Linked DNA regions of Homo sapiens: regions 2 and 3 are each linked to region 1. A link is a loop called in an ENCODE intact Hi-C map of the cell type or tissue named here. Cell type or tissue: dorsolateral prefrontal cortex. All regions are shown on one strand. Each heading gives the region's core, and the rest is flanking DNA. Links, peaks and the distances in the headings are about the cores only. Region 1 holds the start of PTPN21 (protein tyrosine phosphatase non-receptor type 21). Region 2 overlaps KCNK10 (potassium two pore domain channel subfamily K member 10). Region 3 holds the start of KCNK10 (potassium two pore domain channel subfamily K member 10).

Region 1 (9,809 bases), core at 765-8,764:
GGACTGGTTACTGAGGCCTGCTGTTCTGGTTTTCTTTCTTCTTCTTCGGCAGTTTCATCTCAGTTTCCTTCCAACACTTTCCCCTCCTCTAATCTACCATGAGGGGTCTGCGATGTCCTCTTTTTCTCCCCTGGAGAGCCTCATACCATCTTCTGGCTTTAATGAACTCACTTAGGCTGATACTTCCCAATATCTTCCCTCTAACCTGGATCTCATGCCTGAACTCCAGATCAGCAGATCCATCTGTCTATTCAAAACCTCCAACTGGCACCTCAAACTCAGTATTTCTAAAACTGAACTCACCACACGCTCCTCCTTGCCCCTAATAGATCTGCACTTCCTTTCACATTTCCTCTCTGTTATAGCCCCACCATCTACTGAAAACCTGAATATCAACCAGGACCCATGCTAACCCTTCTCTATTACTCGGTAGGTCCTGATCCAGATTCCAACCACCTCTCTCCAACCCTATCCAACTCCAGGTGGCTACCATCTGTACCTGAACCACTCCCCTCAAATCATTCTCCAAAGGGCTCACTCTTCACAGAAACAATCGTACCACACCTGTTTACACCCTTCATTAACTTCCCCACTACCCTCAGGATAAATCTAAATCCTTTAACAAAAAATCCTCATTGTGTGGCCCTTACAGTCGGCCTTTCCTCCACGCACTTCAGGCTTCAGGCAGACCAGCTTCCTCTGCGTCTTTGGTCCTGTGCAGTTCTCTTTGTTGGAACTCCTCCAGCCCTTGATAGGACTCCCTTGCCCCATCCTCAGGTCACAGCTCAGAATCAAATTCCCTGAGCAGCCTTCCCTTTGCTGCACCTCCCTCTGGCCTATAGCACACCCTCTACTTCCCTTATCACAGCATGCATCATGCCTGTTTTCTTACTGGCAACAACACTAGGGTGAGCTTCCAAGTATGTATGTGCTTGGCACTTACGCATCTTCAGTACTGAGTGATCATATAAGTGATTGGATGGTCACCAGGAGCAAAGTTCATCTATTCCTGACTTTTTAGGTGGAATAACCAGTTTCTCTAACTTTCCCTTACCCAAGAACCAGGTAGCCAAAGGTAGGGAGGGTCCTAGGTTTAATTAGAGACCTTTCTTCACAGGCCTTGCATAACATTTTAAATTTAAGACATTATATGGATACATGAGTACTCCATAACTTCCTACCAACTAGATTAGGGGTTTCCTGGGCAAACCTCCCAATCGGTACTCTAATAGACTAGTTAGCAGAGCTTACAACCTTATGCTACTCTGAGAATTAGGTGTCACAGTCATCCCCATGGTTCAGATGGAGAACTGGGGCTCAGAGATATCACATAACTTGCCCAAGGTAACAGAAGCAGATGGTGAGGAAACTAGAACTCAAACTGAGTTCAGGCAGTATGTTTCTAGAACCTCGATCTGGCCTGTAAGAATATAGTCAATGAATTTTACTCAATGAATGTTGAAAGAACGAAGTCAAGAGCCGGACATGGTGGCACATGCCTATCGCGGGAGGATCGCTTGAGCCTAGGAATTTGAGACCAACCTGGGCAACATAGCTAGACCTACCTTGACTCTAAAAAAATTAAAATGAACAAAAAAGAAAGAATGAAGTCAGTAAACTGTACTAGAGATCAGGATGACCTTTGGGGGTATATTAGAAAATGGAAATTTGAACAACCCAAAGTGTATTCACATTTGATTCTGGATTACCTTAGAGGGGGAATATAAACATATTCAAAATAAGAACCATTAGTTCTTATAGGGCACCCCAAGGGGAGACTTCTTAATCTAATCTATTCCTGCTTCATGAGGAGGGGACTACAGGCTCAACTCAGACATCCCAGCCAGGGACACACAGTGAGTGGCCCGTGGGCTAGAACACACAGCCAGCATGCGGGCCAGAGAAGCCTGTCGTGTTTTTTTTATTTATTTTTAATTTTTTTTGAGACAGAGTTTGTTGCCCAGGCTGGAGTGCAGTGCTGTGATCTCAGCTCACTGCAACCTCCACCTCCTGGGTACAAGTGATTCTCCTGCCTCAGCCTCCCCAGTAGCTGCGATTACAGGCACCCACCACCACGCCCAGCCAATTTTTTTTTTTTTTTGAGCAGGTGTCTCGCTCTGTAGCCCAGGCTGGAGTGCAGTGGAGCGATCTCGGCTCACTGCAGCCTCTGCCTCCCACATTCAAGCGATTCTCCTGTCTCAGCCTCCCGAGTAGGTAGGATGACAGGTGCCCGCCACCACACCCTACAGGCGCCCACCACCACGTCCGGCTAATTTTTGTATTTTTAGTAGACATGGGGTTTCACCATATTGGCCAGGCTGGTCTCGAACTCCTGACCTTGTGATTCGCCCGCCTCGGCCTCCCAAAGTGCTGGGATTACAGGTGTGAGCCACTGCGCCCGGCCTTGTATTTTTAGTAGAGACAGGGTTTCACCATGTTGGCCAGGCTAGGCTCGAACTCCTGACCTCAGGTGATCCACCAGCCTCGGCCTCTCAAAGTGCTGGGATTACAGGCTTGAGCCACCCGCGCCTGGCCTGCAGTGTCTTTAGGTGGCTTACCTCCCGCAGCTCCAGCCTCTGGGCCACGGCCTCGAGGCTTTCCTGGCCAGTGCTCTCCACGGACAGGGTGAACTCCACAAACTCGTTATTAAGCAGTTGGATCCGGGCAACCAGGCAACTCTTGCTGGACACCGTGTAGCGCCGGGTGCGTTTCAGTTTCAACCCAAATGGCAGTGGCATCTTCTTCTTTCTTCAAGAATGGAGGAGCAAAGAGGGAAAAGCTACCCCCACCAACCCAGCGCTGGTGACGCCAGGAGAAAGCGATCCTCTCCGGATGGGACGAACACTGTCCGGCCTCCAGCTGCTCACCCAGCAGCCGCTGCCGCCATTAAAAAGCAACGGAGTCTCCAATGGCCCGAGGAAGGGAGCATTGACGCCAGCGCTGGGGAAAGAGGAACGCCGTTAGTTAAGCAAACGTAACGCTGGGCTTTGCTTGTATAAAGAAAAGCCAGTCAAGCTGTGGCCAAAGAACAAGCCGTCCCTCTCCACTGGAAAAAAGGCACTAACAGGACCCGGAAGGCAGGGTGGAATTTTATCTCAGAGTTGTGCTAGGCTCAGGGTCAGACTCCACCCTTCACTGTATCCTACAAATAGGGATAGCAAACTGGGCCATCCTCAGGATTAAATGAGATAATAGCCAGCACTACTATAATCCCAAATTTTGTAGTTAGTAATTGTGATCCTCTTCCTATTTTGGATAAGGTGTTGTTTTTTCATAGGTAACTCTTTCAGGTTGTAATACTCCAAATGTCAGAGTTCTTTAGTCCTTAAGTGAGAAAAGTGCCAAATGGCCCCAAAAGAGCTAGGTTTCAGTCCCAATCCCTTTAGAAAATTAACCCTGAAGGCAAATGGGAGGAATAATCCCCACTAAGAAAGGCAGGTGTGTGATTCAAACCCGGTGAGGTGCCTAACAAGCGCTTGTGGAAGTATTTACGTCATCAAATTGATTTACTGATAAACATCATAAAAGACCCTACAAATGCTCGTTATCCATTTACCACTAGAAGAGTGGCAGTTCTGAAAATCCAGACCCCGGCCCCTCTCCAGGGTGGGGACGCCCAAACAGGCCTTCACCTAAGCGGAGCCGCGGCCCAGAAGGGGAGGCGGGCGAGGTCTTCCACGCCATCCTGAGTTAATGAGCGGCCGGAGGCAACAAACCCAAGAAGCCCACGGGGCCTTGGAGCACTCAGGCCCCGGCTTCTCCCGCGTCCTCCCCTTGGGAAGAGCACGCGGCGTTGCCAGGCCAACCAGTAGACTCGGAGGCCCCGGAACCCTCTTTCTGCAGCCGCGTTTCTGGACGGACGCGCTCTAAAAGGACCGGTCCCTCGGCTCCCGAAGGGAACATTTAAAGGGACCAGCGCGTGCCCTACTGGCGGTGGAGAGGTTGGGCGGGCCCCATAGGATGCCCGCTTTGGAGCCACAGGACCTCAAAATACGCTCCTTACAACGTGTTTTATAGAGCGAAGTCTCGCTATGCCACCCAGGCTGGAGTGCAGTGGCGCCATCGTAGCTCACCGCAGCCTCGAACACCTGGGCTCAAGCGATCCTCCCGCCTCAACCTCCCGAGTAGCTGGGACCACAGGTGCGCGCCACCAAGCCGGGCTCTAACAGTTTTTAACCAGACCTGTTGATGGTTTCTGGGGCGAGCACTAGCTGGGGATTTTTATATCAGCTGGATTAGTTTTTTCCCCCTAAACGAGTCTACAAAATCCCGGACATTTCCAGGGTCCTGAGACGGTTCCCTACCTTCCTTCTGCGCAGAGATTGCCTGTTGGGGATGAATCGCTTAGCGAGACCCAGCCATAGCTGGCTACGCTGAGTTCCGGCCCGGGACCGCGCGGAGAGGCAAGATCTATTCCCGACCCTCTCATCTGGCAGACAGAACCCAGGCTTCAGGAAGAGAAGCGGCTTTCGCAGTTTCACGCTAGGACGGGCTGAGCTGGGAATCGATCCCAAATTCCACAGTCCCAGTCCTCTCCTGGGTCCTGCTCTCCTGACTGCGTCTCAGGCCCAGAGGTGATGGGGCACTTAGGGTTAGGGAATGGCAGACCTGGAGAAAAGGGTTCCGCTACTACCCTCGGCTTTGCCAAACTTAACATTTTGAAATTCCATTCCACAAATGTGTATTGCGTCTCTGGGAACAAGACAGCGTAATGAGCATCGTGAGAAATCTAAGACGAATCCCTAAACCGTCGCTGTCTTTAAAGAGATTACAACCATGCTATAATTACATACAGAGCTGTATCTCTAATAAGGACCCAACCACGGTTTTATCTGGCTAGTTTTTTTGTTTGTTTTGAGCTCTGGTTATTTCCCATAGCCAGGAAAATCAAAATATTAAAAACAAGGGATAGGGGAAGGCCAGAAGAAAAAAACAACGCTGCAACTACCTAAAGCACTGTGTTAATTAACCGCATTTGCTGAGTGCCTTCTGTAGGTAAAAGCACCATACTATGGAGGGAAACAGAAAATAAGTATTAAAAGATATGGTTTCCACTTCCAGTAGTTTTCAATGCTCTTTGCTGTTTCAGGGGTATAAACTAAATAAGTAAAGCAAGATGGAAAAAAATTAGCAAATGACAACTTTAAATAATAAGCTTTTAACTAGAAAATTGATAAACCAAGAGTAAATATTTAAGGATTATAAATATGCATACTAAACACCCTTTCATGAGATCAGATGGTGGGTTTCAATTTTACATAAAAATTATGGTAACTGGAAACCGGGCGGATTAAGTAGTGTAGATGAACAGACAAGATATTGCATATGTGTAGAGGAAAGATAAATATTTGTATTAGGTGCCATTCAAATATGGTAGTCTTTTCACTACATAGAACTATGCCTTGAAAGCAATAGATACTACACTGTATAACTTAATTATTAACTTAAGCTCTGATTAAGCAAACTCAGTAAAACTTTCAATTGTCCCTCAGACTTGAAATGTATTACTGCATCAGGGATAAAGGAAAAGTCAAAATTATCTCTTATTTTGGTAGATGAAATTGAAAAAGTTGCAGTGTGTGTGTACATGGTGCATCCCCCCAAGATCTATCCATAAGAATGGCTTGCTTTTTGCTTATTTATATAAAACCCACTATGTTAAAACAATGATTTTGTTTAATAATTTACAAATTTATCAATGATTTATACATCTTAATTTTCAGTAATATGCAGTATTTGTTGCCAAATGGTGTAATACAATTATGAATGTCTGAAGATAATAAAACCAAGATGAGTAGAAATTTAAGAGTTCTTTGGGGAGGTCTGTTTCAGGTATAAAATAATATGCAATAATATGAAAGTGATTGGGTCTGGAATTATAATTTACTAAAGTAAACATAATTTATAAATAGCTATTAAAGGAAAACTAGGATATAATTTTTTCTCTACAAAATCTTTCCGTTTTGTGGTAAGTAAACAGATACATACTAGATTCTGCTTCAGTACAAGTTTACAAAAGGCAGTCTGAACTATTTGTGAATTCATTTTAATTTTCCCTCTCTACAACCCTTTCCAAAAGTTCCTCAAATACACTTTACCTCTCAATCTTACAGCGTTTCCCCTTTCCTATTAAGGTCCTTACCACATGTAATTTTGCCAAAGTTGCTTTAAAATAAAATAAGCACTAAAAGGAGAGAGTATGTGACATTTTTAGAGTAATATCTATAGCTATAGCATTAAACCCATGTTTCTCACGGAGAAAACATCTGTGCGTAGATGCTCCAGAATAAAATGCCCTAGAAACGAAACGGACTATATTCAGAGTAAAATTACTGTCGTGTCCCAAACTTAAAAAAATAAATAAACTGTCAGCAACTATTAGGCATACAGCAGTTGTCACTTGGAGCACACGAATGTTCTGAATGTGTTTGTGAGCATACGCTATTAGTATAAGGCTTTCTCAGCAAAAAAGAAAATAGGACGAGCATGCCAAGAGCGGCCAATCTAATCAGGATTTGCAGAAATCACAAGTCGGAATTTGCAGATCCAAGAATTCTTGTTTCCAGAGTAAATACTCTACTCCAAAAACAAACCCAGGCGTTACCAAACAGTCCTTCCCTGCGCCCCTTCTCGCCAAAGTTATCTGGCGAATTTCACGTTTATATATTCTGAGAGGCACAAATATGCCTAACACATTTAAAACCCTGATCCAGAATTAACCCGCAACAATCGGCCAGGGCGTTCGGAATAGAAGTTCAAGACTCCTTTTAGAAATTACTCAAGTATATGAGAGCGAACCTGAAAAACAAGACTTTTCTCTTTGTTACGCTCCCGCTACGGGTCTGGCCGCCGCGCCCCATTCTCCGGGATTCCGGGGCCGCGGGCGCGCTCCGGGGTCCGGGCGAGTGGACACACCCCACCGCTCGGGCCAGCCGCCCGCCCCTCCCGCCGGCCGGGGACCGCGCCCTCACCTGCTCCCGCTCCCGCTCCCGCATCCTCGGGGCCGCGCGCCCCGCTCAGCGACCCGCCTCCCGGGGCCCCGCCGCGCGGCCGCCGCAGCCGCACCCGCACGCCAGCCCGGGCCGCGGCGCGCTCATGGGGCTCGCACGCCTCACTTCCTGTCTCCAAAAACCCGGCTCGCAGACCATTCCCCTGGGCAGAGTCCGGCGGTGGCGACGGCGAGGGGCGAGGCCTGGAGGTGGGACCGGCCGGCGAGGAGCGCCGCACAAAGAAGCCCCGTGGGGGCGGGGGGTGGCAGGAGGACGGACAGACCGTCGGACCGACGCGGGACGCGCGGCCGGAGCAGCGGGGCGGCCGGGCCCAGGCGTCCCTCCCCCTGAGCCGGGCGGGCGGATCCGGGGAGGCGGCGGCGGCCCGTGACCTCAGAGAGTTGGAATGCGGGCAGCCGCGCGGGGGAGGCGCGGACAGCTGCGCCCGGCCGCCGGGGAGGGGGCGCGCCGCTGCTTTTTTTAATCGTATGACCACTTATTTTAAGAGTTTCCAAATAAAGCAAGGCTTTTAATAAAATGAGTGGAGGGGGTATTATTTAGGTTCCAGATAAAGGGTTTTATTCCTGTGTTATTAGGTAGGCTGTAAAATGCTGTTATTGATGGTTATTCGTTTACTCTGGTATATTTCTGAACACTATTGGAATACATTTCTTCTTTTCCTGCTTGCTCCTAAGGTTATGCCCCATATAACTAGACACTTCCAGTACTGGGTGGGAAAGCCCCCCCACCAAAAATGGTTCATATGCCTCAAATAACCTGTCAGTCCCCAAAAGGGAGCTGTCTGCTTATGCAATATAGAGCAGAACTGTTAAGGATGGAGACTTGACAAAGTTGTCAAATCCCAGCTCCAACATTTACTAGCTGGATGACCTTGTGCAAGTTTCTTAACTTCTCTTTACCTGTTTCCTCTCCTATAAAAGAGGGATATTAATATCTTTGCACAGCAGGGGTGGGGGAAATAAATACTAAGCAATATCCAATAACTTGTGTAAAGTATATATGAAGTGTTTCGTTTAAGGTTTATTATACAGTATTCTTGTACTGCATTATTACTGTATTGCAGCACTTAAGCTGAGGAATAAAACTGTGTGACCCTACCACTATTACAATAGTGTAAGATCTTTTCTTGGCATGTGGAACACAGAACCTTTTAATTTATGTAAATTTTAATTTCAGTGATTTTGTTTTAATGCTGTTGTTTCTGGAAAGCTTTTTAAAGTATTGTTTCATGTAAATCTCATTTTCTTAAACAATTAACAAAAACTTTTGAATACTTAACTCTGCATGAGACGTGGTCCCTGCACAACACGGACTTTTGGTTTAGTGGGTGATAAACGCACCTGCACACCACACACGCAGTACAAGGCCAAAGTGGGGAGCATTGTCATAGAGGTATGAGTGCTATCCAAGAGCAAAGCCCAGCAAGGTGCATCTTGGGTCGTTTAGCTAAAGGCAAATAAGATTACCTGTGTTTCTAAGGGAAAAAAAATAGATCAATTCTGTTTGTAATTGATATTTCAACTGAACTCTATGAGGGGGTCAATTTGTGTGTGAGCAAAGAAAAGAGATCTAAAAAGAAGTCACTTTGCTGGCTTCCCAAGGTAGAAAAACTGGAATCATGTGTGACTTCTCCCATTATCATCTCCAGCCTGTCATCAAGACCTGGTATTTCCTCCTTTGAAATGTCTCATGAATTCTTTGTTTCCTTTCTGTTCCCCCTGGAACATTCTAAATCCAAACCCTCATCATTTTACATCCGGATTATTGCAACAAGGGTGGTCTCCTGGCATCTGGTTTCTCAGTTCTCTCTTATTTCCTTGCTAATACCAGGCTTCCTTCTCTTATCACTCTTAATGGACTCCCAAGGTTAAGTTCTTCTGCCTGACCTATAGGGACTTTCCAAACGGGCCTCTCTGACCACCTATATCGCTTTCTGCCCCTGTCAAGCTTTGCCCCTGGCCAGCAGCCCCTCCTGCCCTCTTTCCACTTGTCTAAGCCTTCTGCTTCTCTGCAAGTAAGACTCTGCTTCCAGGATGACTTTCTAGCCACACCATTCCACAGTGATCTCCACACTTGGCAAGAACTGTAAAAGTTGTTTCATGACGGCTTCTTTTATATCTCCTAGGATTCCTAGGACAGTACTGGGCAAAGAGTAGGCACTAAATAAAAACTTGTTAATTGAATCAGGAAGAAAATAAAAGAATTTTAAAAATAGAAAATGACCATAAAACCCAAGAGATGTTAGACAACTGAGTTGAACTTCCTCCCTCACAGTCCACAGATGTCATTTACTGACCAAGTACCTAAGCCCTATTTTCCCTCAGCTATGTTAATTTGGCAGGAACATTCATGGGAAGGCACTTGAATAACACCTTCAAAATATTAGACATAAAATTATTAGCTTGTGTTGCATATCTAAGGAAGTGAGATAATTTATATGGTGCCACCCCCAAAGATACAAAAGGGTGTAAGTAAAAAGTCCCCTTCTCACCCTGCCTGCTAGACACCCAGCTCTTCTCCTGGGAGGTAACCAGTGTTCCCTCATTCCTCTGTATCCTTACAAAGATGTTCTGCAGAGTTACAAGAAACTACATATAAGTATCTTTACCCCCTCTTGTTATCCAGAAGGTGGCATACTTACACATACTTTTACACTGGAAGTTATTTCTTACTAAAATAAATAAAATGTAAAAAGAAAGCCCAGCACATAAAATGATGAAAGACAAAAAGATGAAAGAAGGCTGGGTGCAGTAGCTTATGCCTGTAATTCCAGCACTTTGGGAAGCCTAGGAGGGCAGA
Region 2 (9,809 bases), core at 53-8,052, 360 kb before region 1:
ACCCCAAGAAGCCTCAGATTTGGAGATGGTGACTTAAAGAGAGGGGGACGGCATCCTGCAGGAGAGGTTAAAATGTGGAGTTGGACAGGCCTGGCTTCCAGCTCTCTCTTATCAATTGCATGGCCTCATTCCCCCAACATACACTTGAGTGACCATATATAGCTCACCTGAGACAAGGAAATGCACCTCACTCAGTCCTGGGCACAGCAGATGTTCAGCAGGCCTTCTGCCCTCCCTGCCTTTCTGGTTTTCTATCCTGGCAGGGTGACCAACTTGTTCCAGTTTGCCTGAGGCTGTCCCAGTTTTAAAACAGAGTCCTGTGTCCTAGGAACTCCCTCAGTCCTGGGAAAACTGGGATGGGTGGCCACCCTATCTGGGCCATGCTATGGTCATGTGCTGTGGGGCTTTCCCTGGTTTAAGAAGATGCTCCAGGGCACCTGGTAACCCACTTCCCCCAGTCAGGGTGCAGGAAGACGGCCTATTCTGCCAAAGCCCACAGAACAGGCCTCCTTAGAGTGGAGTTTTGCCTGAGGATCAGCACCAAATTTCTTGGCTCTTAATGAACAGGGCAGACAGTATAAGTCCCATGCTTCCCTCTGCAAATGAGGAACTCAAATTTGTGCATCCAGGAAAGTCAATATTCATGTTGTTCCCTTCTCTTTTGTTATAGCTGATTTTCAGCAGGTCAGTTAGCTGTCTGGGGAACCGGTCTGGAAATTGCATTGCTTACTTTCCTGGCTTACTTATATAAACCAGGAAAATTAGCATATGGGCCCAGGAAACTGATGTGGGAAATCTCTCCATTCAGCAACTTTCTCCTGGGGCCTTTTATACAGAATGAAGCAAACAGAGGCTGGCCCTCTATTTCTTTGGTTTTTCTTATCTCCCTTCCTTTCTTTTAGCTCTTTTTTTTCTCCTTCCTTGGCCTTCCTCCTTTCTTTTCCTCTCTTCCTAAGAGAGCTACATGAATATTTATTTTTTAATCACAAAATCTATCTTTCCTTCATATGTCTTCCTTTACTTCCCTTCATGTAAAGTTACATGCACGGCCCTTCCTCAGGGATGTATATTTGTCTCTATGGATGTGACAACCAAGAGGGGATAAGTGAAAGAGGCCCATTGGGCTCACTTCCCCGTAGCTGGTCAATGTTCGATGATTTCAGTTTCTTACTGAATCAGGAAAGATTCTTGGCGTTCAACTGCCTTTCTGCACAGACCCTGAGACCGGAAGGACAGGCTGCACCCCCCCACACACACACTCAGCCATAGTCTACCTCTCCTATTTATTTTCATTTTCATTTTTTTAAAATCAGCTGTTGTTTACTAGTTTTTCCAGGATTTATGGGCTGGTAAACGAATCACCATATTTTCTCACCTGCCAAAAAAAGAATCCAGAAATAACTGTATTCTATTCTCCTTAGCTTTGAAGGACTGATTCAACATGAGGAAGCCTATGACCCGCCCCCCGCTCCCCCTGCAAAACCGAGCCAGAAACACTCCAGCCCACAGGACAGAGACAGGCAATTCTGGACACAAGCTCATCTGTTCTCAGGAACATTCATAGGGTTAGGAAGGGGTCCTACCTCTTCTTTTGTCTTTTTGGACAGAACCCGTAGCCAATCTCCGATCATACTGAGGACAGCTGCAAAGTAGGCAAGGCCAACAAGGATCCAAAACCACACTAGGGGCTTATACCACTCCCGATAATTGATGCCAGCGTTTCCCCCTGAAAACAACCAAATGTTACTTTAACCATGATCTAGCATATGGTCTTTGCAGAGAACACATATTCCATTCCATGTAGTGAAGACGTCATCCATCATTGTTTAACACTCAGCTGTTAGGTTTGCTGTGTACAAGGTGGACCGGGGTTAGAGGGCAAGGGGGGTACCCATCCCTTACCCAAAAAAGCCTAACTTAAGGCTTTACTTCCCTCGATTCTTGACCACTAACCTTAATACCAGAAATAAAAAACGCCAGTGGCCAACTTGACCTACTAATGCTTGACCTGAGCGTTAAGGATGAATAACTCTGAACTACAGGACAACAGATCAGGCCTGGTTGTCATTGTTTTTTCTTAAACTTCTCTAAATTTATTTTAATAAAAATCAAATATAATCATATCACCCCCTATGGTTTGGAATTCTTGGAACCATTTCCATCTTAAGCACCCATACATTTACTAAGAGACAAGTGGATGTGTGAAAGTAAAATTAGCTTTAATGGCATTACTGGGATTTTGATGCAAGCAATAGTGATTTAATGCTAACTGAGGAATGGTGTTTACATAGTGCTACTCCAAAGGGTCAGTTAGGCTGAGTAATTAGAGTCACCATAAACTAGAACTAAAAGGGACCTTTGAGGCCAATCCCTTTATTTTATAAATAAGGATTACAGTAAAAATCCATCAAACCAAATTGGCCAGTTGCCTGATTGCATTGACTGGCTGTTCCATTGAAAGGACCAGTCATTTATTCTGAATAATTAGCCTATTTATTCTAACCTTCCTACAGACACTGCTGGAGGCAGCCATGCAAAACAGGTTGCAAGCCCAACCCACCGTCCTAAAGAAGTGAGGAAGCTCCTGGAAATAACGGACATCAGCCTCAATCTCTCTCTGGGAAACGCTATTGCCTAAGGAAGCAGGCAGTGGCCATTTCTAAGATGACAGATACTAGCAATGGATTGGTAACTATCGTATTAGGTGATGAGTGATTACAGACTTTCCCACCAGACCAAGGTTGTAACCACATCTAGCGCCACTGAGTCTTACGGCAAAGGCAGCTGGGCAAGAAATGTGACCTGTGGCTCCTCTCGACAAGCTCAAACCCAATCAGCAACACAGCGCAGCAGACCATGAGGCTCGACAGCTGCTGCCACTTCTTAACGTTAGAATTCCAACTTCTCTGTGCCAAGCCCCCTTCGGTTTGGTGCAGCTGCTTTTGGTTTTTCCTTTCAGACAACTCTCTCCTGCATCATTAGAGCTGTAGGATACGATCTGAGTTCCCGCACCAGTAAGTGGTTTTTGAGGTTCATTTCGTTTCTGTGCTACGCCAGAGAAATCTGTAGCTTTCTCCTGTGGGCTATCTGGGAGTAAATATTTACCTTTGCAAGTCACTATTACCCAGCAAAGATGGTCACTAGGGTGCGCTAGTGAACAAGGAACAATGAAGCAGGCAGTCAACACCCTTCTAAGTATCCCTTTATGAGCTGCTTATCTGGATTCGGAGTTCTGTGTGTGCTCCCAGACAGAGTTGCGAAATATTGTAAGGCTGTCCTAAAGTGAGTCAGCTGCAAAATAAATCAGCAATCAATCCTGCAGGATCAATGATCTGATTACATTTCTAGTAGAGTTCATACTATGTCGAATCACAGCAACCATCAACTCTTGTTAATGTATCGTTTTCCAATGATTGGGCAACCTTCCCTATCACTCGCAGACTGTTACCAAAAGATAGAGATAAACTTCCAGTCTTTTCAGGCATGCATTCTCCAGATTGGTCTGTGTAAGCTCGGAAAACTGGAGCTTGGAAGGGGTCTGGCCTAACTGCAGTCAGCACTGTGACTTTTAAGAGACCGTGGTCTACAGAAACCTCAGGACAAAGGAAATATGGCTCTGTAATCACTGACAAGGGCAGTAAAACTGTGGATGCCTGGGACTGTGTAGGTTGTGCCCTTACTAGGTAAGTAAAGATAAGGTAAAGTACTAGTTTGTACTAAGTGCTCAGTCCATGGTAGATAACAAATAATAAAAGCATCACTTAAAAAATCTCACTCCCAGGCCTCTGCTATTTGTGCCTCAGATTAACAGACTGAACTGAGCCATTGGTTAGAGATCTGTGTCTGTCACAGGTATCTTATAATAGACAGTCCTCAGGACAGCCCAGTGCTATCCCAGAGAGCTCTAAATCACCACCCACTGCAGGTTATGCTTTGGATACTTAAAGATGTTTGTGAAATAGTTCAAAATTCCAGCTGCCACTACATGTGTTTGCCTTAGATTGGAAACACCACTGAGTTTTCCCACGGACCGGCTACGGATGATGCCAAGGGATTAACTGGAATACATCTATAACTGTTCCTCTTACTTTTCTCAGTTTCTCTGTACAGTCTCTCTTCGGAGCTTGAGGCCACTAACTAGACATCCATGGTTGAGCACTGTGCGTAAGGGGAAAATGGGTAGAGTCCCAGGCTACAGGCTTTCTGTAAATGATTTTTAGTCACACTGACTAAAAATCAATTTTTAGTTAAAAGCTAAAAAAAACTAAATTTAGTCACTTTGCAATTCTTAGTCCTTAACCAATAAAAAGGAAGGGGAAAAAAAACCCTATTATTTCTACAAAGTGGAATTCAGTCTTTGTCTGCCCAATTGGAAGAGCTACAAAACCACTCTGCCAGTTATTTGTATTATAAAATTAACAGGGAGGCACGCATGCCCCTATTGATGAGCCTTCAGCAATCTCTTCCAGAATTTCCTGTTTGCCAGACTCCCAGAGACCAGAACCCATCCTCCTGATGTGCACAGTATTCCATGGAGAAATCAAGACACTGCTGGGATCACACGCCAAACAAGAACAGTCTGGCCAGGTGCAGTGGCTCACACCTGTAATCCCAGCACTTTGGCAGGCCGATCACATGAGCCCAACAGATCAAGACCAGCTTGGGCAACATGGCTAAATCCCATCTCTACGAAAAATACAAAAAATGAAAATAAAAAATAGCCAGGCATGGTGGCACACGTCTGTAGTCCCAGCTACTCAGGAGGCTGAGGTGGGATGATCACTTGAGCCCCAGAGGTCCGAGGCTGCAGTGAGCCATGATCACACCACTGCACTCCAGCCTGGGCAACAGAGGGAGACCCTGTTCAAAAAAAACAAAAACAAAAACAAAAACAAAAAAAAACAGTCTGCTTAGGGCTCAGGTCAGGCTGCCACTTCACCAGGAACTGGTAAAGGAAACACACACACACACACACACACACTCCATCCAGACATTTCAAACTTGTGACAGATGATAGAGTTGTTTGATCAAAGTGTTCACTTCTTGTAGTAGAAACTGATCACTTGTCTGAACATCTAGAACTATCCTATTAGAAAAAGAGAAGGATGGCCTCTTCCTTCTATCCGTACCTTTCTACCACACTTTTGGGAAACTGGTGCACATATGAAACTAAATCTCATTTCATTTGCAATTTCCCTGGCCCTAGATGAAATTGATGATTTTTTTTTCACTTCCTTAAACATAGCTCATCCACATTTATTTTTACAAGGAAGGCTATTGCTTGTATATACACTCCTGCATAATCCATGAGCTTATATTCCCTCTGGGCAGTTCTCAGCTCCCCATAGTCACCAAAGTCCTCAGCTTTGTATCTGGGCATGTGCAGGACAACGTTTGCAGAGACAATGGCTCTCACCTGGGAGTCAGGAAGCTGAACCTGCAGGTCACTGCAGACCAAATTCTATGCTAATCTCATCTGAGTTTCCTATGTGCCACTTCCTAACACAGCCTTTATCATTGGATTAGAGAGGTTTAATTCAATTCAGAAGTTCAAGATTTAATGAGAAATTCACTTTAGTCTTGCATAATTTGTGTGACGATAAGGGAAATAAGCATCCTGAGAAGGAAAGGGTTGGCTTTCTTTTCATAGCAGAAAAAAACCTATGGTATTTATATTACATAGGACTAGGGATTTGAAATGAGCCTCTTCACAGCAGTAGTGACACTGAGTCATCTTCATTTGCTTCTCCCGCAACATCTTTTATCGATTGCGAAAAGCACAGCCAACAGATTATTTTTCCCGCCAGAGCCCCAGTGCCTGGCCTGCCCAGGGTGCTTACCTGCCACAAAATCACCAAAGCCCACCGTGGTCAGAGTGACCACCACAAAGTAAATGGACTCCAAGGCCGTCCAGCCCTCGATGTACTTAAAGATGACAGCAGGGATCGTCACAAACACAATGCAGCCGGCCAAGATGAACAGGATGGTTGAGATGACCCGGATCTTGGTCTGACTCACTTGCTTTTTCTAGGAAGAGCAAAGGAGAAAGATAGGCAAGTCAGCGGCATCACCCTGGATTCAGGATATAGATGCACAGAAAACGGTACTGTGTCAGTGACTTTTAACCTTTCTCTGGTCATTGGCTGCTTGGAGGAAATTTGATGAACGCTGTGAACTCTTTCCTAGAAAAGTGCATTCAGAATTTTTCAAGTGGTCTAGGAGGTTCTCAGGCTCCCTGAAGCCTGTTCGTGGACACCAGGTCAAACAAACAAAAAAATCCTGCTTAGCCAATGCTTTGAATGTTTCTTGCATGGTTCCATGACTGCAGCCCAAATGCTGATTCTGACTTCTCACTGGTGCAAATATAATGGTTTCCCAAAAATGCTACCATTTGTCATGTAGTATTACTGATCCACCATTCGTGAGAATGAGTTTGGAGCTCTTTCCACAATGGTGGTGATGGATTTGCACCGTTTCCCTTGTGTCAAACAGAATATGCTGGAAAAAAAATTATCTGAGTCAGGCCAAAATGTTTGGATGAAACGGAAAACACAGTCATCCCCATCTTCACCTGTGACCGACTCTAGCCAAGTATTTGTGTGTTTCTTCGCCCCCACATTTTCCCTGCTGAGGCTGTACATTTATAACACACTTTTGTTTTAAAACACACCTGTCTGAGCTGGTGCTGTGATCATCATGTGTGTTGACTGTATCACTCACAAGAGACAGGATAGGAGTTAGCATAACAGGGTCCCCGTCTAAATGGGTAGTAGGACGACAATTAGATGGACTTAATGATCTGTGGTGAAATCTCCTTTGGGGCTTTGAAATTTTTATACATCTCTGCAAACAAATCTCATCTCATGCCAGCTCCTGAAGGAGTCAGTTGTTGGGTCATTAAGAAAAAAGCATCTAGAATGGGAATTAGACTGATACTGGGGCAAAGGAATCATACCAGTGGAGTCCAGGAGCAGGACTGGTAGCATCGGTCATATTCTCTTTGGATGTGCTGAAGGCGACACTGGAATTGACTCTAAGCTGAAAAACTCTAAGCTGAAAAATCCTCGCAATTCTCAGAATTGGTGCTGGAGACTGTCATCAGGAGGCCCTGGTATCATATACTAGCATAAATATATGAACGATGTGTTTAACACCAGAATGTATGGCCTTTCTACATTGCCTAGATGAATTTTCTGCAAACGTACACCACATTTGGGGCAATCAATATAGGAAATCCGTACCATGAGACCTGCATCCTCTTCATCGCACCAAGCACAGAGAGACCTTTGCTTTATATACTTCATTTTACACATGCAAAACTGAAGCCAAGAGGGGTTAAGGGACTTGCATAAAATGATGCCACTAATGAGCCGAGATTAGAATTCTGATGTAATTAATTCTCAGTCCAGTGCTTAACAACGGAAACAGCTTTTCAAGTAATTCAACAATTCACCAACCCAAAGAAAGTTGTCAAACAAAGTCGTCTGCATCTAACAGAAGAAATCAGACTAACTCCTGCTGAAAATGGGCAGTCCTCTGTCCCTTCTGTGAAGGAAGACTGAGAATAAAAAATGGTCACCGGGTGATCTGTCCAGGAAAAGCTAAAGAAATGCCATCCTTCCTTGTAAAAAGGAGGTACTTTTCTAACTCCTAAGAAGGCATCTGGTATATAAAATGGGAACAGGGAAAAATAATTTGATCTATGCTTTGATATAGAAACCCTCCTAATCTCCTCAGAGAAGCCATCTGAAAAAAAAATTACAATTTATTGATATTGTTGAAACTATATATGAAAATATCGACTTTTCCACACATGAAAGTGTCGTAACAAGATAAATTACCTGAAAACTGCAGGGAAAGTTTTGTCTATTTCATAAATTTCCATGTTGGATATTACAGGAGGATTTTGTGAAGGCAGGTAAGCCCCTCTGAGAATCCAGGAACTTACTTTAATTAGCCTAGTTTTGTTTGCAGAAATGTATGAAAAGTTCAAAGCCCAAAAGGAGATTTCGCCATAGATCATTAAGTCAATCTAATTGCTGGCAATGGGAGTACCATTCCTCCTCAAATATTCCTCCTCAAATGCATAGTGAAGTTAAAGTGAATTAAATGTTTGTGAGATGCTTGTTAAGTCATAAATTAAGATGTGAATGTAATTGCAATCTAAATGAGGTTGAGGTTGGCAAAAGAGGACTGCAAGTACGTAGGAAGCTGGAGACGTTCCTGGACTTCAGGAGATGGGCAGGAGGGAAGATGGGGAAGGACAGCGGTGGATTTGTTTGACGGCAGACAAGGAGGTGTATAACAAAGGCTAGATCGTGGCATCTTAATTGCATCATCTACTGGAGACTTTATCAGCAAGGTAAACATTTCACCACTACTCATTGCCCCGGCTAACAAGTGTGTTCCTGGGCTGCTTCTCCTAGACATCCAAGGGTCACACTCAGAGAATGTTTGGAGCATTTAATTATCAGGGTATTTTAGGGACTTAAGAAATGCGCGTCTTGCATGTGTATGTGTGTGTAGGTGTATGAAAATATGTGTATACCCATACTTTGCTATAAAAAGAAGTGCTGTGGGCGTAAGGTTTTAGCAATATCTGTTATTCTAGATACCCATGTTTTTGCTGCCCTCTAGGTATTTAAAAAAAAAAAAAGTTGCCTTAATTGAACATTTTAAACTGCAGCTTTCACAATGGAATCACAAACCATCTCATGTGCCGTGTGGTGATCTTCAGTTTTCTTATCCCCATTAGCCCTGTAACTGTTCACTGCTGCTGAAAAACCATAGTAGTGTTTAAGAGCACAGAGTCTAGGGAAAGACTGCCTGAGACACATCCCAACCCCACTGCTAAATAGCTGAGTGACCTTAGGCAAGTTTCTCAACCTCTCTGTGCATTAGTTTTTTTCCTCTATAAAATGGAGATAAGAAATCCCACCTCATCGGATTGTTTGGAAGATTAAACAAGTGTGCAAACACTTAGCACAGTGCCTGGTTAATATTCAATGCTTGTTAACAGGCCATTTTAATGTAAATGCTCAAATTTTTCCTTAGACGTAGACAGTCCCAGATTTAATGCTTCTCTTTGCCATTGAGGAATGTTCCCTCATATGTGGCTTAAGATAATCTCTGTTTAGCTTCAGGAGGTCGCTGCTGGTTGTCCTTTCCTGGATATATTGTATACCTCATTGTCAATGACAAAAAATGTCCTCATTCTCCTTTGGTTCCTCTTGCCAACTCTGGTTTGAGCTCTCAGACAGTCGCAGCTCACAATCTTGGAAGCTTTTTTATTTGCCTTCCAATTAATTCCATCCTACTTCCAAAACCCCAGGCTCAGCCACCTCCCCGTCCCATTTTTCATCATCCTTCCGAAACTGCCAAGAATTGCAGATAACGTTTGCGATGTCAGGAACCAGCTGCAGAGGGATTCTGAGAGGCACAAACCTCACTCTCCCTGCCTCCCTGCCACATCCCCCTGCCACTTACAGAATGGAGCTGTGTTTCCACGGTGGGGTTGCTAGGCAAAATTGCATGGCTTACTTACCAGTAAGCAGAGCCGCTAGCAGAAAGCTCTGTGAGAGCCCAGATCTAACTGAGCTAATGTGTCCTTAGGCTAACAAAACTGTTATCAGGGAAGAGATGGTCTGATATGATATTTGGGTAGAACTGATAGGATGGTCGTTGTACTTCTGTCTAAATCGTGTTTTCACACTTTGTTGATTGGTTAGACTAGAGCGCATGTTCTTCCCTTCTCTTTACACAAACAGTATTTTGCAAAACTATCTCCCGTATCTGATTGATACAAACTA
Region 3 (9,809 bases), core at 746-8,745, 230 kb before region 1:
TGTTTAAAAAAGGCAATACCTCTTCACTCACTCTGCCATAGCCATGGGAACCTCCTTTCAGTTCATCATATACACATACCTCTTCTGCCTCAGGCCCTTTGCACTTGCTGTTCCCTCTTCTGCAACAATTCCCCTCCTCCTTAGACAATTAACTCCTATACATCCTCCAGGCCTAAGTCCAAGTGTCATGTCCTCAGGGAAGCCTTCTCTGGTCCTTGTCAATCTCTTCTATCAGACACTTTCTTAAACCTCTGATGCTCTCCCTGGAGCATACATAAACTTTGAATTATGCATTCCTCCATGGAATTGATTTAGGTCTGTCTCCCTCACTGTAAACTCCAAGTCAGAGCTTTTATCTTTCCTGTTCTGACTGTATCTCCAGAGCTTAGGACAGTGTTTAGCATGTAATAGGTATTTAACAAATATGCTTTTCAGGGATTCTCCCCCCAAAAAAGCAAAGGCACACCTCCATATTTCCAGAGATTTCAAGTAGAGACAAAATAGAAGGTTTGGGCTGTATTTAAGATGTAACAGCCTCAGTGTTTTAAAAAGGCAGTATCTCTTCACTCACTCTTCAATAGCCAGTCAATTCCTAAGACATTTACTCAACAAATAAGATGGTTTCTTCTTTCCAGTCTGGAGAAAAAGAAGAAATGCGCTCATAAAGAACATTAAACACACACGCACCCCAAATAAACAAATTTCAATTCCAATACACACAGAGGCGTTGCCTAGCCTGACACAGTCGTCAGATGAGCTACAAGAAATGCTAAAGAGCATTCTTGTCACAACTGGACACGCGGTTCCAACTTGTTCTGCTCTCATACTGATCACTCCCTTGGAGCCTTAACATCTGTATGCTAATTACAGACACGGTGGCCGACGCTAGGCACACACAAATCCGTCTTAATCCCTCCCTTTTGCGTGGATGAAACCTGGTCCAACATTCGTAAAAGCATGCAAACCACACCATTGCTTGGGCGGGCACACTTCGTGCCCCTCCCCTATGCCTTGCCAGCCCCACCCTTCTCACAAACCACCCCTCCTCCTGCTTCTACTCTGACCTGAGCCTAACTAGCTGCTAGGTTTGGTAATAAGATTGAACGAAGACTCAGGAGGCCCTGTGGGCTCCATTATTCTGCATGCCCTGCGAGAACGGCCCACCCCTAGGGACGGCTGCTGCAACTCGAGCCCCACTTGCTGCCAGGAAACCTTTCCCACTGAGGACACCCGGGCATGCGGCGCAGCTCCAGGTCCAGGGGGAAGCACCCCACCCATCTGCCAGAGAGACAAAGATCACCAGAAACAAAGGACACACACACACACACACACACACACACACACTCGCACACTCAAAGTCAAAAGCAAATACCGACACTTGCAATTTCAAACCAAACAGTCGGCTTGGTCTATCTAAATAGATCTGGAGACAATCTAGGAGGGACAATGATTATGTGGTAATGACAGGCACTATCTGGGTTCGGAACCCACGCTGCCTCCGCCCTCCTCCCACCCGCGCTGCAGTTCCCAGGCGCATTTCCCAGCCTCAGGACACACGCTGCCAGAAGCAAGAGTGCTTCCACTCAAGGAAGCGCGCACACGCCGGAGACAGAGGCAGGGCGAGGGCAGCCAAAAGTAGGAAACACCCACCTTTAGGATCCCAGTTCACCTGTTTTCTTGGCGTCTCGATTGGAAATTTCATTGCTTCGTTGCCCAGAAGGGGAAGAAATGAAAAGAACCCAAATAATAATAAAGTCCTCAAGCTTTACACGCCTCGGTTTAGCAGTCCAACAAAACAATTTCCGAGGATGGGGGAGCCTTGGACTGGCTCGTGGAGGAACCCCAGAAAAAGACAGGTGGGAAAATATTAGCTTGGGGGAGAACTGGAGAGGGCTTGGGTGTTTGCACCGGCCAGGGGGTGGCCGGCCGCGGCCCCGTGGGTAAAAGAAAAAGTAAGATCGGCGAGGGGTGGATGAAAGGATGGAGAGGAAGGCTTGGGGAGATGGAAGAGCCAAGCTGCTTCCCAAAAGCGGTGCCGGCAGGTTAGGGGCTGCGCAGCCTGAAGGCTGGGGCTACGGAGAAGCCCACTGCAGTGTCACTCCAGCCCCCGAAGGCGTGTGCGCACACACTCCCGCACACACACACCCGCACACACACTCCCGGGCGCGCGCTTGGGCGGGCACGTCAGCCTCGCTCGGCCGCGCTGAGCGCACACGCCCCACCCCGGCCGCGGCTCCTCGCCCCCGGCGACGCCCCCCACTTCCCGCTCCCCGAAAGCCATTGGATGTAGGGGTGGCGCGGCGCCCGGGCAGCGCGCGGCGAGGGCGACCCTCCCCGCGGCGCGCCCCAGACGCCGCGCCCCGGCAAGAGGGAGCAGGGCGAGCAGCGGACCGAGGCTCCCAGCTGGGAAGGCGCGCTGAGCCCCCGGCACCCGGCTCGGGGCAGCGGGAGGCGGTCGCGGACTTGCCCGCGGGGCGGCGGGAGGCGGTGGGCGGTGGCGGGGAAGCCGCGGAGGGGCGGGGAACGAGCGGTGGGCGCGCCGCTACTTACTGGCTCGGCCGGCCGGCGGGCGGGCGTGGAGGCGGCAGCGGCGCGCTTGCTGGAGTTGCAGCCGGAGACACGCTTGGTTGCCTGGAAGGCGCTGCAGGAGGCGGAGGAAGGGCCGCTGCGGCTCCGCCGCAGACCTCGGCCTCCGGGTCACCTCTTCTCACCGCTCTCACCCTGAGCTCTCCCTCCTTCTCTTTTCTCACTTCATTTTTTTTCCTCCCGCGTCTGGCTCTCTCGCCTGAGTCCCGAACCCACGTCCCCGCCGCACTCCAAGGAGGCCCGTGCCAGCCATGAGCCTTTTGTTCTGGGACCGCTCCGCATCTGCTGCGCTCTCCCCGCCCGGGGAAGCTCGCTCCCAAGGCACAGCTTGGTCCCTTCCCCAGCTACCTGCAGCCGGACTGGGGCCGCTGGTCGTTGGCTGGAAAGGAGGCTTGAGAGAGGCACGGGGGCCCCCGGAGGAAAGCGGAGTTGCCAAGACCCGGCAGCTCCCGGAAGCGGCGGCCCCGGGATCCTGGGACCAGCAGGGCAGATGCGAAGGGACCCAGACCTGTTCCCGGAAAGGGGCTAAACCTGGAGCATTCGTCTAACGCCCTCTCACTGCCCCTGCTTGAAGCCCCACAGGGGTTTGTGGTGGGGCCTCAGTCTTCAGAAAAGCCAGGTGGTGCTGAGGTGCTCTTGAACGGGTCACTCCGAGTATCAACATGAATGATGCTGACAAATTGCTTCGGATGCCTCGCAACGGAGCCTTACACGTAGTAGGTGCTCAAGAAATACTTGCTAAATGAAGACATGAATTGCATGCTGCAGTGTTGGATAGGAAGTAGTTTAAACCCCTACTCTGGCTTCCAGATAAGGTTACTAAAATTTGTTGTTCATTCAACATATATATTGAACCCCTTCCAAGTGCCATCACTGTGCTATGTGCTGGCCATATGGCAGAGAACAAGACAGAGATCTTGCCTTCATGGGGCTTACTATCTAGTGCCATAAGGTCCTGTTAGATTGTTGTTGCCTTTACTTACGCATAGAAATTGCCCAGCTCATTCCTATGCCTGCCAGCTGGGGTCCTAAAATCCCACACTAGCAGCTGATCTCTAAGTTGCATGCTACTCTACGGCACCTTGAGGCTTCTGGGGAGCCCTATGTCAGCAGCATCTTTCTCACCATCCATCCGTCACTATCACATCAAGGTTTCTGAGTCCAAGAGCAAGACCTACAGAGGTCCGCTGTGGTCTGTGGGAAAGGTGAGTGCTTTGTCACTGGGCTGTCACAGGCACCCCAGGCTGGAGCCCTGAATTCTCTGCAAACCCCGTTCAGGCAAAACTGGTACCAATCTGATGGTGCTACTCTGACTCTTCAGCCCTTTAGGCAGGTTCCCGGGTGCTTCAGAACCATCTTCCCTGGACTCTGTAACCACACTTTGCCTCTCTCTACTAGGACTGGGAGGATGGCTAAGACATAGAAATCAAACAAACAAGGAATCTCTGCTTCTCCCAGCCATGCCCCGAGACACCAGTGTGTATGTAAATTCTGTTCTCAAGTCCAGAGGGAGATGCTTCTAAGAAAGGCTTTCGAACCTCCCTCTGCGCTCTTCTCTTTAACTGTTCACGGACAGCTGGACTCTAGCACAGTCACTGCAATACAATGTTTTTTACATGCATCAGAGTCAGAGAGGGGCTTCAGCAGAGAAAGACACCCTCTCCTGAGTCCTCAGAGCACGGGGAGGCAAGATTGACATTTACTGAATTCCCCCTCACCATCTCATATTTCCTCTCCATTCATCTTTGTTAGATCATTTTGCAGAAGCTGTAACTGGCCTCCTTTTACAGATGAGAAGATCAAGGCTCAGAGAGATAAAGAAACATTCCCAAGGTCACGATATGAGGATTCAAACCCAAGTTTGTTGACACAAAGGTCCATGCTCTCCATGCCAGAACCTTGTGAGCTCATCCAGTCCCGGGACCCATGAATCTGACCCTGAACCTGTCCCATGGGTTCGTTTGGGTAATGAAGGTCTAAATACGATATTTTCCAAGCCTCCAGGCCCTCCTCCTTTGCAAAATGAACTGACCTATGGTTGTGTTCTGGGGTCTGCATTGGGGAATTAGTTCACTGTCCAAGGCAAATTCCTGTGGCAGGAACTGCACCCTTAGGATGCAACATCATTCGGCCAATCAACAAACATTTATTGAGCATCACTTGTGTACAAGACAGGTTGCAGGTCCCCATTAAAAGTTATTTGGGGCCCTGAGTAGTGATGACCTTCCCCAGAATGGCAACAGCAGGATGGTTATAAGGGGAGGGTTGGGGATGGGGAGGTGGGGGTAGACTCTATTAGGGCAGGGAGCAGGATCAGTGTCTAGTGCTCCTGGTCTGCCTTGAAGACTTGCACTAGTCATTGGCCCTTGGGATGATCTCTCTGCTTAATCACTGGATGCCGCCCCCTCCTTTCTTTTCCCCACCTCCAACCTCTGGAGCTTTCTCTCACCTCCACTTTCATTCTCCTTTCTCAGAATGTAGACAAAAGCAAGTTACCCGCCCCCCCCCAAAAAAAAATCCACCAAAATTAGGTAAATAAATCCCAGTACCGTTTCCCAAAACGTGTCTGAAATCAAACACAACTCCTCCTCAACTGCGTATTTGGAGTGGACTGCATGGAGTGGGGATGGAGGGAGACCTCCCTCCCAAGAAAACTTAGCCCTTTGGGCTACTGCAATCCCCCTCCATCCCCTTCGGTTCTACCCTTTGGTTATTTACAAGCTGGACTTCACTTACCCAAGGAAAGAAAGAAGTCTGTGTAGAGAAAAAACATCCAAGAAAGATGCCGCTCCAAGCGGTTCTGTCTCCCTCTGTGCCGCCGCAACTTCCATGGCTATTGCTTCAGGCGGGTTAAGTCTGGTGGAAAGAGACTGCCTAGCGTTCCTGCGGCAGGAAAACAAAACATCGTGGCGCAAAGTCTCCCTGCACTCGCCGGCCCCCAGCAGGAGACCCGGGCTGGCGGCCACTGCGTCCTGGGTGCACTCGGTGGCAAAGCGCTGCTACCGGGCACGGGTCTCTGCAGCTCAAAACCTGCCCGGCTGGAGCGCACCAATAGTTGCCCCACCACTTTAATGAATGCCGTGTGGCCCGGCATGGGAAGGCTGGGAAAGCCCGAAAACCCCAGTCATCTCTGGCAACGAAGTTTCCCCGAGTTGGCTGGCTCCCTTACCCCCTCCCCACGCTCCAGCCCGGGGTAGCTGTGAGACCGGAGGAGACGATGCCTGCCGCGTGGGGAGTCTCAGGGTGGCTGGCAATGAACAGCTCAGCCAGAGAAGAGTCGAACACGGATTCCGGGGCGAGTCAGGAGAATTTCCTGGGACAGCGAATGGCAGGGAGTGATGAAGCAGCTTGGGGAATCCTCTTTAGTGCCAGTTCTGCAAACAGAAGAGGGAGGAGATGGGCTGATTAGAATCTACTTTGAATTCACAAATATTAGACTAAATTCATTAATCTGCCTTGGATTGTTTCCCTTTGGTTTCATCCTTCTTCCCTGAAGTCCAGAAGAAATCCCAGTCTTCCATCTTTTCCCCACCCCCAAGACACCTCCAAGTCCTCTTCCCAAAAGAACTGCAGTCAGGTTTCCATGTCATTTTGTGAAAATACCCCCCGCCACACACACACCCTCCTTTACCACACACACATACACACAGACACGCAAGCATCCCCTTCATATACCCACTCAGTGGTAGTAAAATTGATAGCGTTATACATTAACGTGAACTTAAACGTGCCCCACCAAAAATTTTCTTCCCCCTACCCCCACCTCGTGAAGTTTCCACATTGGTCTCAGCGTTTAAGCATGCCTACATTTGTTTTCTAGTCCCAACTGACATCTGCAAAAACACACCCTTAAATATATGTTGCTCTAATCCTGGGCTCTGCTTTTGGCTTGGAAGAACTAGAGACACATCAGAAGTGAAAGGACAGAGGGTGTCATATGTCATACACCTGGAAGCGTGAAGCTAGGCTGCTCCATAATGAACTCTGTGTGTGTAAGTCCTGCAGATTTATTTTGATGACTCAAACCTCTAATTGGGGATTAATGAGGATAATATACTATAAACTCCAAAGAAGTTGTAATTAAAGTGTCAGGCTGATGGACATGATTCATAACCAGGAACTGCATCCTCTTTCCCTATAAGTTTCTCTATTTAAAATCTTAACCCTTAGGACAATATTTTTATGCTCCTATAAAGCATTGTGCCAAACATCTTACCAAAAATGTACAGAGCTATAGTCCTTCTTCTTATAGAACAAGTTTTAGAGTTTTTCTCTCTCTGTATTACTTCCAAACCATAATCCCAGGTAATTTTTTAAAGAGATGGAGCTAGAATATTTTTGCTTTTCCCCTCCACTATTTACTTTGAAAATTTTCAAACACACAGAAAAGTTACAGTTGTTTGGTAAAAACCAGTGCCACAGTTTGAATGTGTTTCTCTAAAACTCATGTAAAACTTACTCTCCAATGTAATTGTCTTAAGAGGTGAGGCCTTTAGGAGATGATTAGGTCATAAGGACTCCCCTCCCACTTATGAATTGGTGCCTTTTAAAAAAGGGCTTGCGGGAATGAGCTTGTCTCTTATTGCCCTTCTGTCATGTGAGGACACAGCAAGGAGATGCTATCTCGGAAGCAGAGAACAAGCCTTGGTTTTGGACTTCCCAACCTCCAGAACTATGAGAAGTAAATTTCCATTATTTATAAACTAACCAGCAAAAACGGACTAAGACAAGCAGGATCCAATCAAAGATTGCATTTGCTTGTTCTGTTTAGTGTGTTTTATTCTAGAAAAGCGTCTTCATATTTTTCTAATGCCATTGATTTTTTTTTTCACAGAATCCAAGCTCATTTGCTTTCTGATGTGTTTAATGGCCTGACGTAGCTAAAGATAAGTTGAGTCAAAGGGGGAAAATTATTTCCTGGTCATAGTAGATCATTAAAATAAGTTAACATTTTCTATAAACTTGGCATCTGTGCCAGTATCCATAGAATGGAAGACAGTTGTAGCTCCACTCACTCTCCTCCTTAGTCTTTGCTTTATTCAAAGAAGTTATCTTTGTTTTTTATCCAAAAGGTCTTGTTTCAGGAATGGATGAGTGTTTTCACACATATACACCAAGTTGACAGGCACATATGGTATTTTACTGAATTTAAAAATAAGAACTCAGCAAGGTCACACACCATAATGAATGAGCTCTGATTTTCATGTCGTTCTAGGAAGGTTTTAATTTGAACCAAACTTAAAGACGTGTAGAAAGCATGTGTGCTTTCAATAACCTATTGATTTATGAGCAAGTCTTATTCTCAGGGTCTTTCAACTTGGCAGAGTTGAAAATTCTTTAGAGGGACCTACTGTCTGGGCATATGGACAGATGCTTCTCCCAGAGAGCCTATGAAAGGCTTGGAATAGCCTGGAGAGTAGAAAAAATTGTGTTCAGTAGGAAGTGAGACACAGTCTCACATTGCTTCTCAGCCTTTTAGCGAAGATCAAGTGTGAGACAGAGTCTCCACCTCCTATGGGAATGTGTGAAATAAATTCATTTCATTTTTGCTGCTCTTAAAGCTAATATTTGTTTGCTTGAATATCATTGGAACAAATGTAATATAAGAACTTTCCTCTTCTACAATTAAGTCAGCTAAATGTTTGCTGAATCATGAAACCAGATTTCAAAGAGGTCATTTCAAGATTACTGGTTCAGTCTTCTACTTCTAAATAAGAGTCCAATATATATGACTATTCAAGGTTTCTAAATATATTTAGTGAAAGATTCCAAACCCTTTGTTGATGGGCTTTTCCAAAATTTAAGAAACTTCGGTGGAGTAAAAATATTCTCTTATTTCCAGTCTAAATCTCTTTCTTCTTTAAATTTTTCAGTACTTAAGTGAAGATGAGGAGAAACCAGTCTTTTTCTGTAACTGTTATGTATTGGAGATTAAATTGTTCAATGTCCTCTTCTTCATATCAAATAACCCTTTTTTACCCCTTTACTGACATGTATAGGCTAATATGGCCAACTCATACTTTTCTTAAAAGCATTCTTTTTCACTACAAGTTTCAGAAAAAAAAATCAAAGTCTTTCTAAGCCTTACCGAGTTTCTGCATCTATAAAATAGGGGTTCATAATAAGAACAAGTATTTGGCCAGCTTATGCACATTTTAGCCCACCGTTCTTTTCAGTAGGGAGCACTGCAAAACCAACCAAGTGAATCATGCCAAGCTTTATTCAGTTTCCTCACCTGTAAAATGGAGCACTAAATATCTGGCTAGTTCTGCCTACAGGGTTGCTGTAAGGAGGCAATAGATGTGGAAGTGCTTTGTAAACTGTGTAGGAATTCACATATTAAAGGAATCATCTTTAGGATTACTTGTTCCATAAGATTCTTCTTACTATCCACCGGGCACATAGCAACCACTTTTTAAGATTATCCCATTTATTTCTCATAACAATCCTAGAAGATGGGCAATATTATTGTGATTTAATTTAAAATAATACCTGACATGTATTGGGCATATAAATATTTGTTGAGGAGAACACTGGAGCTTAGAGAGGTTACTGCTTATCCAAATAAGCAAGGCTAGTTAGAGATGGAAGTAGAAATCAAACCCGAGCTATCTGACTGAAGTTGGGGACCCACTAATCTCTAAGTCAAATTACCATTCCCAATGCCAAGATGATTACACAAAGTTTTGATCTCTGGCAATTGCAGCTGAAACACTCTTGACCCTTTTTCCTTTTCATTGTTACCTCCCCAACTCTGGGGTACTATTCCCTTGTATTATTCTCTCTATCAAAGTGTGTTGTCTGTGTTCTTTGAGAGAACTGATGCTCAAAGACAATGTTATTCCTATCCCAGAGGTATTTGCATTTTTAACACCAGGTGAACATTTAAGCCAAAGTATAGAAAAATAAATCTTAGACCATCAGACATTATGAAACAAATAAAAGAAGTATGGGGAAGAGGTGAGTAGAGAGGGAGGTGAGAAAACCTTTGTTATGTCCCTGAAATCATGGCAAATATGTGACCATCCTGAAGTATTTACCCAGATATGCAGTCTTCTTGGAATTACTTCAACTTTTATCCAGTGTAATATAAGACCACATTATGTTGCTCAACCTACTCTACTCTTTCAGTGGTCAATTAATAATGCTGAGGTACGGAAAGAGGATCTATTTCCAGTTTATATAATGCCTCTATATTTAGATTCCAATACTATGTTTTTATT

The links. Peaks named below come from ENCODE experiments on the same cell type or tissue, not always from the same donor. Only the 100,000 strongest peaks of a DNase experiment are listed, where the experiment ranks them.
Region 2: a loop joins it to region 1, with 11 times the contacts of the local background. A loop is called at or near these places in 22 of 110 quality-filtered maps.
Region 3: a loop joins it to region 1, with 3 times the contacts of the local background. A loop is called at or near these places in 2 of 110 quality-filtered maps.

What each region holds. Positions count from the first base shown.
Region 1 is chr14:88,547,680-88,557,488 of GRCh38, forward strand. PTPN21 (protein tyrosine phosphatase non-receptor type 21) reads right to left here and starts at 7,328. Exons shown (of 19, transcript NM_007039.4): 1 at 6,972-7,328; 2 at 2,559-2,940. The coding sequence starts at 2,738. It overlaps LOC124903405 (proline-rich protein 2-like), which reads right to left and starts at 9,111. Exons shown (of 2, transcript XM_047432047.1): 1 at 9,084-9,111; 2 at 6,978-7,381. The coding sequence starts at 9,111. The coding sequence ends at 7,017. RefSeq lists an enhancer at 1,632-2,449 and a silencer at 7,286-7,335. In dorsolateral prefrontal cortex, for the core only: a CTCF peak has its summit at 3,914; DNase peaks (open chromatin) are centred at 3,882, 4,435 and 7,352; H3K4me3 peaks cover 4,960 bases; H3K27ac peaks cover 3,764 bases.
Region 2 is chr14:88,186,384-88,196,192 of GRCh38, forward strand. It overlaps KCNK10 (potassium two pore domain channel subfamily K member 10), which reads right to left. Exons shown (of 7, transcript NM_138317.3): 5 at 5,841-6,027; 6 at 1,584-1,726. Among named protein-coding and RNA genes, the nearest start is that of KCNK10-AS1, 31 kb to the left of the region's middle. RefSeq lists enhancers at 2,893-3,032, 3,933-4,102 and silencers at 3,133-3,212, 9,362-9,656. In dorsolateral prefrontal cortex, for the core only: CTCF peaks have their summits at 3,134 (motif pointing right) and 3,334; DNase peaks (open chromatin) are centred at 3,168 and 5,909; H3K4me3 peaks cover 925 bases.
Region 3 is chr14:88,321,097-88,330,905 of GRCh38, forward strand. It overlaps KCNK10 (potassium two pore domain channel subfamily K member 10), which reads right to left and starts at 2,173. Exons shown (of 7, transcript NM_138317.3): 1 at 1,651-2,173. The coding sequence starts at 1,702. RefSeq lists enhancers at 1,519-2,178, 2,751-2,810, 5,116-5,630 and a silencer at 2,461-2,700. In dorsolateral prefrontal cortex, for the core only: no CTCF peak of the experiment used is centred there; DNase peaks (open chromatin) are centred at 960, 1,546, 2,575, 5,675 and 1 weaker place; H3K4me3 peaks cover 5,467 bases; H3K27ac peaks cover 4,777 bases; H3K27me3 peaks cover 3,326 bases.